Regions from separate parts of the Mus musculus genome. Here region 2 is linked to region 1. The links are chromatin loops, found by intact Hi-C in ENCODE. Cell type or tissue: heart. All regions are shown on one strand.

The links. Hi-C counts contacts between places; a loop is a spot of excess contacts. Peaks named below come from ENCODE experiments on the same cell type or tissue, not always from the same donor. Only the 100,000 strongest peaks of a DNase experiment are listed, where the experiment ranks them.
Region 2: it touches region 1 in a loop (2.9-fold over the local background); 4 of 42 quality-filtered maps call a loop at or near these places.

The regions. Positions count from the first base shown.
Region 1 is chr11:98,858,102-98,860,601 of GRCm38, forward strand. No RefSeq gene overlaps it. Among named protein-coding and RNA genes, the nearest start is that of Wipf2, 4.2 kb to the right of the region's middle. In heart, a CTCF peak has its summit at 1,171 (motif pointing right); a DNase peak (open chromatin) is centred at 1,170; H3K27ac peaks cover 261 bases.
Region 2 is chr11:99,148,856-99,151,355 of GRCm38, forward strand. It overlaps Ccr7 (chemokine (C-C motif) receptor 7), which reads right to left. Exons shown (of 3, transcript NM_007719.2): 2 at 180-229. Among named protein-coding and RNA genes, the nearest start is that of Ccr7, 5.0 kb to the right of the region's middle. In heart, no CTCF peak of the experiment used is centred here; DNase peaks (open chromatin) are centred at 386 and 1,226; H3K4me3 peaks cover 1,112 bases; H3K27ac peaks cover 2,149 bases.

The DNA of each region.
Region 1 (2,500 bases):
GATTCGCCACTGGGAGTCACTCAGGAATTGGACTTCGTTTAGTATGGAGGGCTGCCTCTGTCCCATGGGACCAGTCCAGGACAGCACGGGAGTGGGGCATAGCGTGGATGCTGAGCCAGCCATTCCTTCCCTGGTACTGAGGATGCTACCTTGCCCATGCTGGCAAGAGGAGGCGACCTAGTTGCTCCTGCTCCTCTCATACTCATTTCGACCACTTTCAGAACTGTCATTACTTACAAGGTGACATTCTAGGGTGTGTCCTCTGCCACTGCCTGGACACAGCTTTGTGGGTTTTGTTTTGTTTTTTTCTAGCCTGGCCTCTAACTCATTCTATCCCCTGCCTCATCGTCCTGAGTATAGAGATTGCAGGTTTGTTCATATTCTCCTGTTTAATCTTCCCAGCAAACCCAAAGCGCTGGATCTGTCTGCTACCCTCCCTGTGTGGAAAACTGCGATCCTGAGAGACCTGGAATTCTCTACGGAGCTGAGGATGACCTTGCACTTCTGATCCGCTTGCTCCCACTTTTCAAGTGTGGGCGTTACACACATAAACCATCATTTCTGGCCAGAGACTTAACAAACAAACAAACAAAAAAAAAAAAAACAGAGGCAACAAGAGGCCAAGTTGTTATTCTGGTTCTCAAATCCATCCTTTCTGACTCTGGATCCCAGCTCTAAGGAGTCTTTTTTTTAAAAATTAATTTATTATTATTACTATTTTTATATATAAGTACACTGTAGCTGACTTCAGACGCACCAGAAGAGGGCGTCAGATCTCATTATGGATGGTTGTGAGCCATGTGGTGTCAGATCTCATTATGGGTGGTTGTGAGCCACGTGGTTGCTGGGAATTGAACTCAGGACTTTCTGAAGAGCATTCAGTGCTCTTACCCACTGAGCCATCTCTGCTGCCCCTCCAAGGAGTCTTAGTCACTGAGAAACATGCACCTTTTAAGCTGCAGGCCTCCTTTTTGGTGGCTGGTGTGACTGCGTTTCTTCCTTTGCCCTGCCCGTGTTGGATGGGTGAGCCAAAGATCCACATGGCAGCAATGGGCTGGGAATTAGGAAGCAAACTGAACAGATGCATCCGATCTCCCGGGCTGGTGAAGAAACTATCCCTACTTCTGTTGGGCGGATGGCTAGGAGAGAGCAAGGAATTTAGGCAGTGGCATTTTCAACCACCAGGTGGCAGTACAGAGACCAATTTCACAGGGTTCCTAGACATGGGAATAATAGGGCACAGAACATTTCTGCCTTAATGCGTGATGGCGCATGCCTTTAATCCCAGCACTTGGGAGGCAGAGGCAGGTGAATTTCTGAGTTCGGGGCCAGCCTGGTCTACAGAGTGAGTTCCAGGACAGCCAGGGCTACACAGAGAAACCCTGTCTCGAAAAACCAAAGGAAAAAAAAAAAAGACAAGGTCTCTCTGAGTAGCACTGGCTGGCCTGGAACCCCCCATGTAGACCAGACTGGGGACAAAGTCACAGAGCCCTGCCTGCTACTGCCTCTGTGCCAGGATTAAAGGTGTGGTCACCATACCTATCCTCAACCTTAATTTTTGAGACAGAGTCTCTCGCTGAGCCTGAAACTTGATGATTTAGGTAGACTAGCTGGTTACCCTCGGGTCCACTTGTCTTTGTCTCCTCCAGCTTTGGGGTTAGGAGCACAACACAGTTTCACTACATAGCCCATGCTGGCTGAAAGTTCACGAAGTAGCCCTGCTTGCCTTAAGCTCATAGTCATCCTCCTGCTTCAGCTCATCAAACGCCAAGTTTATGAGCATGAACCACGCACCCAGAAAATGTCTTACTGTCTTACTTCTATTTTATTTTTGTTTTGTTTTGTTTTGTTTCTCAAGACAGGGTTTCTCTGTGTAGCCCTGGCTGTCCTGGAACTCACTTTGTAGACCAGGCTGGCCTTGAACTCAGAAATCCACCTGCCTCTGCCTCCTAAGTGCTGGGATTAAAGGCGTGCGCCACCACTGCCCGACTGTTTATATTTTTTAAAAAGATTTATTTATTGTTTGTGAGTACACTGTTGCTGTCTTCAGACACACCAGAAGAGGGCATCAAATCCCATTACAGATGGTTGTGAGCCACCATGTGGTTGCTGGGAATTGAACTCAGGACCTCTGGAAGAGCAGTCAGTGCTCTTAACCGCTGAGCCATCTCTCCAGCCCTCTCTATTTGTATTTTTAAAAACACAATTATAGTTGGGCATGGTGGTGGATGCTTTTAATTCCAGCAGTCCAGAGGCAGAGACTGACAGATCTCTATTACTTTGAGGCCAGTCTGGTCTACATAGCAAGTTCCAGAGCAGCCAGAGCTACATAGTGAGACCCTGTTTCCAAATAAATAAGTACACACATAAATAATAAAACCAGCAATCATGAGGCTGGAGAGATGGCTTAGCAGTTATGAACGCTTATTTCTATTATAGAAGATACCAGTTCAATTCCTAGCACCAACATGGTGGCTTACAGCCATCTGCAGCTCTGATT
Region 2 (2,500 bases), 290 kb after region 1:
AGAGAATGCCTGCCCCCTTCGTGGGGGGAGGCGGGGGGGGGCAAGGGGCCGTGAACGGCAGGTGGGTTTGTGTCTAGACCTTTCGTTCCTTGCAGCGGTCTGTTTGTGTTCCAGCACTCCTGGCTGGGGAGGGGGTGTGGAGGAGGGAAGAGAGCTCTTGCCCTGGCAGGAAGCCTCACCTGGAAAATGACAAGGAGAGCCACCACCAGCACGTTTTTCCTGGGTTTCCCTAGAGGAGACAAAGGAGATGATGTTACCGCCCCGGTAAAAATTGCTCGGTGATTAAGGAGACATTCGGGGGTGGGGCAGGGGCACCATTGGGAACTTTTATCCCAGGCTCCAGGCACCTCGGGCTTGCTGAAAGAGAACATCAGAACCAGATTGTGTGTTTGAACACCTGGCCTGCTGCCCAGCATCCCTGTCTTCACCTCCCTCCCTTCCGCTTCTACTCCCAGGTCTGGGAAAGAAGTAGAACAGCTGGCTCCACCCCCTCCCATCCCCCTCCCATCCCCCTCCCATTCCCCTCCCCCCTCCCCTGCCCTGGCCAGTCTAGGCTGCTGCTGGTTTGCAGTATCCACTGTACCCCAATAACTCCTCCAGACTGCTGGTTCCGCACAGGGTCCTGACTCCCCCCCCCCCAACTTCCCATTCCACATGATGCACAGCCCTGTGGTAGTCGGGATGTATGCACACATGTTCAACACTTCCTTGGTGGCAAGATCCACCGGCCTGGGAGCATTCCTTGATGGTCAAGGGCACAGACAGCCACATGTGAAGCCTCACAGATGTTCTAAGGGCTAAGGAAATGGGAATCTGTTCTCTCTCCCTCAACGTGTTTTCGAATACTCTGCAGACAGAGACCACTGGTTAGAACAGGCTTGCATATGACAGCGACCACTCCTCATTCTGCTCAGAGCTGAGCCTTGAGCCAGCCTGGGCTGTATTTTCTCCTGACAGCTAAGCAAGAGGACAACTGGAAAAGTAATTTTTGCAGACATCTTATGCCCCCCACCCCAGACCTCTACCCCACATACTCCCGTCTCACCCCTGGGGACCCTTGATCCGCCTTCTTTGCTATTGGCACCCCTCTCCAGCCCTTGAATCCCAGTTCTTCAGATCTACAGGAAGAGTCAGACCCTATGGGTCTTGCAGTCCAGAGTAGGACTTTGCTCCCCAATCTGAGTCTGGGGGACCTCTTGAGGCCAGGGAAACAGTTCAAACGCAGATGTTGTTTGTCCTTGGCCATAGCACCACCTGCTGGAGACTAGGCTACATGACACCCAGGGTACCTGACATGTACTCCAGGCTGAGGAGGCTACGCTTGGTCACTCAGTACAGGCAGGAAGGGCATCAGGGTGACCCGGACAAACGTTTTTCCCCTCTACATTCTCCTCCATGCTATGTAAGCACGTCTTACTGAAGCTAACTCTGCCCTCTATTCCTATCTTGCCTCCCTCCTAAATCCCTAACCATAAGTCGAAATCCTAGCTGTAGAGATAGAGAGACGCTTAGGCTTAGCGTGGGGCCCATGCCTCACCAGCTCCATCTTTTTCTGGGGACAGACAGCCACTGTCCCCTTATCATCAGCTTGTACTAGAACGTTTGGAGACAGGAAGGGGAACATCACCACGTGGCTTCACAGCTCATCTCTCTCACACATTCCCCCCCCCAACTGAATTACCCCTGGCACCCCACCCCCACCCCACGAGCTTGAGGTCACATGCCCATTCTCAACTATAGGATTTTCAGGGTCTGATGCACAGCCCGCCCTTCCCTGACTCATTTCGGGGTTCAGCGTTCGAGGTTTCTTTCAACCCATCAACGGCTTTCGGTTACTGTAGAGAAAGCCCAATCTGACTGTCAGGGACGTGGAGAAACCCCTAAGGAACAAGAACTGTTTCTGTTTTACTCTGGGTTCTGTCCCGGTTCTTTTGTAGCCACAAACCCGGAGGGGCTCTGGGGTGTGTGAACAAAATTGATGTCTCATTCCAGGGATACTGGATATGAGGTTGGGGGTGGGGGTTGGGTGGGTGAGTCGGGGTCCTGTAGATCCAGGACAGGCCATGTTCAAGGCAGTTAACAGGAGAATTTGGGGGAATTTGAACGTGTGGTGACAGAGGGACCTGGTCAGTGTTGGTGAGTCAGATGACTCAATAGTCAGAAAGCAACTGCTCTTGAGCTACGGGCAGTTGGGAATGCCAGTGTGGGGGAGCTGTTGATTGAGGTGTTCGGTGTTTCCTGAGTTCTTGGGTTTGCAGAATGATTAAGGTGAAAGGAAAACTCCCTAGCACTCTAGCCCGACACCATCCCAACTCCCCTGCCCTGCCCTGCCTCAGCCTGACACTCAATTCCCTCCCCCGCCCCCAGCTCCCAGCCTGGGAAGCCAGTCGCCTCCTGCTCAGGTCCTAAAGCTCCCATCTGTACATTCCCCCAGTCCCTCCAGGCTGCCCAGGAAACCATGGCTGCTTATCATCTGGCCCGAGAGACACCTCAGGTGATG